2 separate regions of the Homo sapiens genome follow, and region 1 is linked to region 2. A link is a contact called in ENCODE Hi-C or POLR2A ChIA-PET data. All regions are on one chromosome and are shown on one strand. Each heading gives the region's core, a stretch centred on a gene start or an enhancer-like site at or near the end of the contact. The rest is flanking DNA. Distances are from core to core; before and after follow the strand shown.

The links. Hi-C counts contacts between places; a loop is a spot of excess contacts on that map. ChIA-PET counts read pairs that join two places held with the same protein, here RNA polymerase II (POLR2A). Pooled maps may share reads with other maps.
Region 1: a map of PC-9 shows a loop between it and region 2 (4-fold over the local background). The contact joins two enhancer-like sites. A Hi-C loop is called at or near these places in 2 of 168 maps with a recorded cell type or tissue (PC-9 and mammary epithelial cell), 1 of 37 single-sample maps with no recorded cell type and 5 of 50 pooled maps. POLR2A ChIA-PET finds 5 or more read pairs at or near these places in 1 of 52 experiments (WTC11).

The regions. Positions count from the first base shown.
Region 1 is chr1:119,944,182-119,948,925 of GRCh38, forward strand. NOTCH2 (notch receptor 2) reads right to left here. Exons shown (of 34, transcript NM_024408.4): 17 at 4,233-4,385. Among named protein-coding and RNA genes, the nearest start is that of ADAM30, 50 kb to the left of the region's middle. RefSeq lists an enhancer at 4,485-4,744. Within about 2 kb of position 3,495, at least 3 of the 41 ENCODE cell types and tissues checked have a DNase peak (open chromatin) inside an H3K27ac peak, as active enhancers do.
Region 2 is chr1:119,615,887-119,620,201 of GRCh38, forward strand. It overlaps ZNF697 (zinc finger protein 697), which reads right to left. Exons shown (of 3, transcript NM_001080470.2): 3 at 3,491-4,315. Among named protein-coding and RNA genes, the nearest start is that of LINC00622, 19 kb to the left of the region's middle. RefSeq lists a silencer at 1,546-1,746. Within about 2 kb of position 2,650, at least 2 of the 41 ENCODE cell types and tissues checked have a DNase peak (open chromatin) inside an H3K27ac peak, as active enhancers do.

The DNA of each region.
Region 1 (4,744 bases), core at 2,245-4,744, 330 kb after region 2:
TTTCCAGACTTGGACCCATAACCAAAAATATCAGTAAACTCCAAACAGAAGAAACATAAAGAACACTACACCAGGCTAGGCATGGTGGCTCACGCTGTAATCCCAGCACTTTGGGAGGTCCAGGTGGACGGATAACAAGATCAGGAGATCAAGACCACCCTGGCTAACACGGTGAAACCCCATCTCTACTAAAAATACAAAAAATCAGCCGGGCGTGGTGGCGGGCACCTGTAGTCCCAGCTACTTGGCAGGCTGAGGCAGAAGAATGGCGCAAACCCAGGAGGCGGAGCTTGCATTGAGCCAAGTTCACGCCACTGCACTCCAGCCTGGGCGACAGAGCGAGACTCAGTCTAAAAAAAAAAAAAAAAAAAAAAGACCACCACACCAACAGGCATTATAATCAAGTTGGTAAAAATCAGTGGAAAGAGGATATCTTAAAAGCAGCCACAGGAGAGAGAATTATATATGAAGGAACAGATAAAAGAATTGTGGAATAACAGCAGATTTCTCCTCAGAAATAATGCAAGGAAGAAGATAATAGGATAGCTTTAAAGTGCTGAAAGAGAAAGTCAATTTAGAATTCTCCTCCCTGTGAAAATATCTTTGAAAACTAAAGCAAAATAAAAACCTTTCTGACACACAAAAACAGAAAGACTTCATCACCAGGAGACAAAGACTACACAAAATATTCAAGGGATTTTTTCAGACAGAAGGAAAATGATACCTGATGGAAACACAAATCTACATAAAAGAATAAAGACCAATAAGACTTGAAAATACGTAGGTAACTTAAAGACTTTTAAATTATTTTTCAAATATCTTGAAAAAAATTGACCTTTTAATTACATATTTGATGGGTTTAATGCTATATACATTTTATAACAACAATAGAAGAGAGGCCAGGAGGAATGTAAATGTGAGTGTACAGCTCTTCTCCTCTATATGAAGTGGTACGATTGAAGGTACATTATAATAAGTTAAAGCTGCACACCAGTAAACCCTACAATAACTACTAAAAAATATGTAACCAATATGGTAGTGAATATAGATAAAGTTTTGAAATTTATGTATGTAGATAAAATGTAATCATAAAAATACTCAATTATTTCAAAAGATGTCAGAAAAAGGAAAATGGAAACAATACACAGAAGAACAAAGATAAAGCAAACAGCAAGATGGCATATTTTGAAGCCAGCCATATAAAAACTACATTAAATTTAAACAGTCTAAATACCTGAATTAAAAGATAGACACCATCATACTGGAGAAAAAAAGACAAGACCCAATATACGCTCTCTACAAGAAACCCATTTTAGAGAAACAGGCCAGAAGTAAAAGGATTTTTAAAAACACACTCTAATAATAAAATAAAGCTAGAGTAGCTATATCAGTATCAGGCAAAGTAGACTTCAGAGAGAGAAATATGACAAGAGTTTAAAAAGGCCATTTCAAAATGATAAATGGGTCAATTCCTCAAAAGGACATAAGAACCCTAAATGTTTATGCACTTAAGATTAGAGTTTCAAAATTCATTAAGCCAAAACAAATAGAATTACTAGAGAAACAGATGAATATACAATGATAGTAAAAGATTTCAATACTCTTGAATAAGAAGTAAACAGAAAGCCTCCTTATTATATTCTATGAATAATAAGTAGACAGAAAGTCATAGAGGACATAAAAGACCTGAATAACACTACCCTATCCAATTTGAATTAATAACATTTATAGAACACTGTATGAAAAAAATCTGCAAAACAGACATTCTTCCCTTTCAAAGAAAGAAGAGACAAATTACCAATAGTAGAAACAAGAGAAGGAAACCATCACAGATCTAATAGACTATTAAAGCACAGTAAGGAAATGTTATAAAACAAATTGATGTTATGTCAACAAATTTGACAAAACAGGTGAATTGGACTAATTCTTTGAAAGACAGATATTACCAAAGCTCAATTAAAAACAGATAGCCCATATGGCACTTATATGTATTAGGAAAACCAAACTTGTAGTTAAAAACTTTCCCAGAAAGAAGGTTCCATGTCTATATATTTGGAAGAAAACACACCAGTTCTACACAAACTCTCCCAGAAAGTAGAAAGAAAAACACTTCCTGATATGTTCTATGAGGACAGCATTGCCCTCTTATCACAACCAGACAATGGTAGTCCAAGAAACCTGGAGAACAATATCCTTCATGAACACAGATATAGAAATCCTTAACAACATTTTGGCAAATCAAATCCAATAATACATAAAAGGAATAACACATAATGACCAAGTGGAATATAGCCCATAAATTTAAGATTAGCTTTTAACATTTGCAAAATGTTAAATAAAGTTGATGACAATTTACTTACATTAAAAGACCAAAAAATAATATCACCATGTCAACAGATGTAGAGAAATCAATTGCACACCAAAAAATCAACATTCATTCATTATAAAAATACAAAAAGACCTCTTAAAAACCAGAAGTACAAGGTCTCTCAATTTGATAAAGGGCCTTTATGAAAACCTATAGGTAACATCTCACTTAATGGTAAAAGACTACATACTTTTCCCCTAGGATCAAAAACAAGGTAAGGCTTCTCTCACCACTTCTATTCTGTATTTATTGAAGATCTTAGTACAATAATACTAAAATAAATAAAAGGCATACAGGGTTGAAAAGAAATTAAAAGGCATAAGGGTTATTTATAGACAGGATGATTGTATCTGTAGAAAATCCTAAGAATCTAAACTATCTAGAGGCTAACCTACGAACCTACAACTAATAAGAAGTTAGTTTAGTACAGTAAGAAAACAAAATTAAACTTGACTTTTAAGTCACACAATATGTAAAAATTAACTCAAAACAAATCATAGGCCAAAATGTAAGAGCTAAAATTACACAACTTTTAGAAGAAACCACAGTAGATAAACCTCAAATTTGGATTAGGTGAAGATTTGTTAAACAAGATACATGAAGCATGAACTATAAAGGAAAAACATGCATACACTGAATTTCATCAATGTTAACATTTTCCTCTTCAAAAGAAAATCAAAAGAGAAGCTATAAATTGGAGGGAAATCATTGGGAAGCAAATACCTGTCAAAGAATTCTTATTTAAAAATACAAAGAACTCTTTCAACTCAAGAAGACAACCTAATTATTTCAAATGGGCAAAAAATTTAAATAGACATTTCACCAACGAAGATAGGCAGATGGGCAAAGCACACGAAATGATGCTTAACATCATTGGCAGAGAGAATAATACAAATTAAAATCACAATGAAATACCACTCTACACCCACTAGAAGAGCTAAATTTAAATGATATCACCAAGAGTTTGTGAGCATATGGTTCAAACAGAACTTTCATACAATTCTGGTGAGAATGAAAATAGTACAACCACCTTGGAAAACATTCTGGCAATTTCTTAAAAAGTGAAACATACACTTACGACATGATTCACCGATTCTACTCCTAGGTATTTACTCAAGAGAACTAAAACCATATGTCCACACAAAGACTCATTCATAGCAACTTCATTTGTAATATCCCCAAATTGGAAAACACCCAAATGGCCATCAACCAATGAACTGTAATATGTCCATACAATGGAATACTGCAGAACAATAAACTAGAATGTACTATTGATATAAACAACATGGACGGATCTCAAATACTATGTTCATTAAAACAAGTCAGAACCTCTCCTGACTTATGCTTATCTAACTGCATTTATATAAAATGATAAAATCTGCCAACTAATAATCTATAGTGACAGAAGGTAAAACTGTGACTCCACAGGCAAGAAAGAGAGAAGGTTAAATTGCAATGGGATGAAGATAGTTTTAGGGTGACAAATATGTTTATTATTTTGGGTGATAGTTTCACTTACTATATGTCAAAATGTGCCAAATTGTACACTGAAAATATTTGCAGTTTAATGTACCTTAATTATACCTCAATAAATCTGTTTTTTAAAAAACACTATCATAGCATTGTCCTCACATTTTCAATGTTCACAAATTAAAGGGAATGCTTAAAATATATTCCACTGCCTCAATTCCCAAGGACACTAGCTTCAAAAGAAAGAGTTAAAACACTACTGTTAAATATGCTGGATAAATGACCGGTATGCCCAATGTCAGGCGTGAAAGGCGGCAGCCTCCACTGGGCTCTCCTCTGCTCCCTGTGTGTTTTCCTCTCCTCTGGGGGCTTAAGAGCTGACTGGCATACTCACTGGCAAGGCAGTCATCAATGTCCTCCTCACAGTCCATACCACTGAAGCCTGGTGGACATTCACACATGTAGCTGCCCTGGGTGTTATGGCAGAGACCATGGTTCATGCAGGGCTTGGAGATACACTCGTCAATGTCAATGGTACACCGCTGACCTAGGAACACAGGGCCAATAAATGACCTAGTCCTTGGAAGCTGATTCCCACAAAAATCTACGCAGGACCTGAGCTTAGTTGGGGTGCATGGAGCTATTCCACAGACAAACTGGTTGGCCCCCTGCTTTAGGAAGTTCCAGGAAGACTTCTGTGGCCTAGGAAGTTGCTGCCAAGGTGCTTAAACTCCCTGAAGAATGAACATCATGGCTTGTGAGGCTTAGGTTGCAGCCTTCCAGCCGCTAGGGGGCCCCGAAGACAAGGACAATGGAAAGGCTTTCTAAGCCATTTCAAGTAGCAGCTCCTTTGCAAAACCTGTGTGCTCTTGACAAGATGGACAGGCCTCATAAGACCAGCAGGGC
Region 2 (4,315 bases), core at 1,400-3,899:
ACCTAGGATTTGCTACTTTTAAGATGAAAAGGGAGGTGAAGGCATAGAACTAGGAGGTTGCCCTACCAACATATTCATAAAGTGGGGTGGGGGGGGCGGGGGGCGGGGAACCTGGGATGAGAGACATTTAGAAAGAGGGCAGAGGACAGGTTTAACCAGAAGTCAGCTATCTAATCCATTTGTCTGGCCCATACAGCCCAACCTCCCATCTGAACATCAGCTTGTGGACGTGGGTGCTGCATAAATGGAGACAGGCAGGTGCCTCATGGTATAGAAATGAAAGTAGCTGGGGGTGAGAGAAACTAAGCAAAGGGGTGGAGGGCAAAAACAAGCGAGTATTCTTTTGTTTTAGAAGAAGAATATTTTTGCAAATAAGAGTGAAGAGTGAAAATCCTGGGTTCTTATTTCAATTTTGCCATCGAAGTTAAGCAAATCTTTTTACCTTCTTGCGTCTGTTTCCTTTCCCGCAAAATGAAGGATATGGCTCAGTTCTAAGGTCTGTTGCCAGTGACACTGGGCTGTAAAAGTGTAAGATGATTTGCATCCTCTGGCACCTGCACACTTCTGCAGCTAAACTTCATAATAACACAAGCCTCCATGTGCTTATTTGTTTGTATGAAGCCAAAGCTATTTGAGAAAGTGGTTTCCCAGCCCTTCCCTGGCTCTAGTGGCACCTGGCACCTCAATGGGAAAGGGGCATCATACCTCTCATAGGGTTGTGAAGGGTCAAGAAGTGGGGCCAAGTAGTAACCGATTCCCTCCCTCCCTGATATCTGATGACCACTAAACTGCAGAACTTAATGCTGACTTAAATACGGCCTTTTGTTTTGGCATTAAGCTATAGATGTTTCCCAAGAAGGTTTTAAAATTAATTCTTTGACAATCACTAGAAATTAAAATGGGCAGGACCAATAGAGACAGTGCCTACTGAAAAGGAATCAGAAACCCAGAAAAGTCATGCCTTGCTCAAGTCCACTGCCAGTTAATGCCAAAGCTCTGCCCTGCACACTCCACGCACAGCACACCCTCAAAGGAGAAGCAGAACTAGTTCCTTCTTTCTTCCTGTTCTCAAGAAAGGGAGGCCATGCCTTCTCACTCCCTCATCACCCTGCCCCAGGAGCTGGAAATCCCAGAAGACACAGTCCATATGCACAGCAACTGCCTCTCTCCTCCTTCTAGGCTCCCAGGAGCTATGACACAAGACTTTAGGACACCCCTCAGCAGCCCCTTCTCTGCAGCACTGGGCACAACCACCTGGTAACCACCTTGCTTCCTAACATTCACACAAGCTCCTGAATCTTACAAGAGCCTTCATGTTTGTCCTTTGGTTTGATTTCCCCACACCTCATACCCGCATCTTTCCACTGCACAGATGGGAGCAAGATCAAGAATACCTATAGGGCTTGGTCTAGGCTGCAGCAACACTCAGCAGTGGCTGTGGCAGTCCAGTGAATCTCAGGCTGTGAAGTCATGTCTGTGATTTCTACCAACTCTATTAACTTCAACACAGAAATCGGCAGAACTACTTCAGCTAAAACCTTGAAGTGACCCTCATTTCAGACATTCGCTAATGCTATACTTGACAAGAGAAAAGTCTAGCCAGATCCTTTTCCAGCCCCTTGACAAAGTGAACTAGCTTTTCCAAGGTTACACACTGTCCCTTCCCTCACCCAACAAAGCCAGCTAAAGTGGGCATTGCCTGATTTGCAGCAGTGGTGGGGACTCTGACTTATAGTTGCAGAGTCCTTGGCAGAGAATCTGCTTAATGCTGAGCCTTTGCTGAATGTATCATCTTGCCCTAGCATAACATGTGAAGCCTTGACATGAAGTTCCCCCCGGTCCACCTCCCATCCCTTGCAGCCCCAGGGGCCAAATCCTTAAAGTCAGACTTATAGTTGGCAAAATAATTCGCCCAAGCAGGTTGGGCAGGCAGAAAACAAAATAGGCCTTCACCTTCACCTTTAAATGGTGTTGGAATGTGTAAGCATCTCTACCTCTCTCATATCTGTCTCTCTAGCATTGAGCACTATGCCTGGCACTTGCCCACTCAGCTGAGGGGTGAACTTCTCAGGGTCTCTGCTCTTAATGAGTCACAGCCTTGGGGCCTGGGGAAGGCCAGTCATACACAGATGGTATCAGAACACCCAGGCAGAACCACTCCCTACCTCAGCCCTTGATGCTTTCAGAAAAGCATCTCAGTGGAGTGTCTTCAGTGAATAAAAAGAATGCATGGAACTGCTTCCAGTGAATCCCTGGTCTCCAGGAACTGGCGTCTGGCAGTTCTTTACTCAGGTTGGAAATCCTTCAAATACGTGTGTGGGAATGCCAATTTAAACATTGCACGTACACTGACACCTTTTTCAACCTCCTTAAAAACACAGGGCAACATGGTATATGGAACACCTTGCCACCCACCTCATTGGCTTCCAAAGCTGAGCATTCCCAGCTGCTGGAATGAGACAGGGCGCCAGCTGGATGCAGACAGCATTGTGAACAGTGCCCTGGATCCCACAGGAGCAGCAAGAAACTGAAACCCATTGGAATGTGCTTTGGGTTAGCAGAGATGACCTTGAAACCAGTCTAGCAGCAGAAAACTACAATCTACAGGGTACTTGCAGCTGTGATAGGGAGACAGAGGAGCAAGCACTAGGCAATTCATGCTGGAGGCTGGCCAGGTGTGCTCCTCCCCTCCCACCAGGGGCAGAGAGGATGGAAATTATGTGATTGCCAAGGGCAGCTGAGAAAAGGAGTCATGCCTGGGGTTTTGCTTTGTTGTGAGCTGAGTTGGGGGAATAAAGATCTGAGAGGAGCGGAGGAAGGCTGACTATGAGTGGTGAAGACGGTGAAGGCCAGCAGCAGCCTTCCACACCTATTCCATTGTCATCTGATGGACAGCCAAGACAAGCACTTTTCCTGGCTCTTACTTATGATATTGTCTTCACTATTTGGAGCAGTTGTGTGACAGGAGGCCTACCAGGAGCAGACAAAGCCTGATGCACCTTGCACTGCCCTTTGCCTCCATACCCCCCAGCGGAGGAGAGGATTTGAGCCTTATGTATTATTATACTTACTGTAATTCCCAAGAAAGAATGGGGGGTCTCTAATTGGTCCTACAGAGTTCTCAACCCTGTTTGCTCATTAAAATCACCTGGGGAGTTTCTATAAAACTACAGGAACTTAGGCCTCACTCCAATTAATTGCTCTCTTCATTTAAAAGGCAAACAATCCAAAAAGCTCTCCAAGGTTAAAAAAATCTGTAGCTTAAACTAATCAAACCTCAAGAATTCCAGGTTGACCAGGTACAGTTTTTCTAATTGGAATGTGGGCAGAGGCCCACTCACGGCAAATTCAGGGTGAAGTAGCACAGATAATATGCAAATGTGCCTGTATGGGTATGACTGTATTCTAATGCAACTTTATGTACAAAAATATGCAGGGCAGATTTAGTAGTTTGTCAACCCTTGTTCTACAAGAACATAGCTTCCATAGATAGAGCTGAGTGACATTTAATGTGTGGCAAAGAAGAATGACATGGTAAAAGACTGATATGGATTTAATGACAAATATTCCATATTGGTTGCTGAACACCAGAATGCTGTCCAAGGAACCATCGTTAAATAAAACAACCTGAAAATAAGGCAAATCTCACGTATACAAGCACACTCACACGAAACCTGTTACTTTTAGGATCATTAAATTATTCACTATTTTAACAAACAGCTGTAAAATAACATTACAGTGAAGAAAAATGTGCACAAACTTCAGAAACACAGTTTAGATTGTCTATGAACACAGGTCCTTAATTTGTATTTTTTCACATATGTACAGTCTCTTGATTGTAAAGAGACCACATGGCTCAAGGGGTTAACTTCTCATTTTCTCCTTCCAACTCGGAGCTCAAGATTTAATCAAAACCATTTAGCCTATTTAAATTGCTCCAGGTTTTGCTTAGTAAAGGGCAGCAGAGGAAGACTGCTCTTCATCAAATTCTCCAGGAAACAAATAATACACTTGCTTCCACCATCATTAATGAGTTGGTGGAAAAAGTCCTCAGATTAACGTTTTCAAGGGTGAACCGCAGTTAGCAGGGTTTGCCGAAGAAATATTATTCTAAAACTAGATAGAAGAAACAAACAACCTCCTGAATGCATTTAACCTCACTTAATGCAGGTAAGTTCCCTGAAGAATTGTAAGAAAAAATGGAATCACATTTTAAATGCACCAATAGAGTCGGGTGTTGGTAGTTGGATTGTTTTCTTCTGCTAAGAATGTGCTCATAGAAGGGATATCAACGTAGCAGCTGACTTTTTTATCC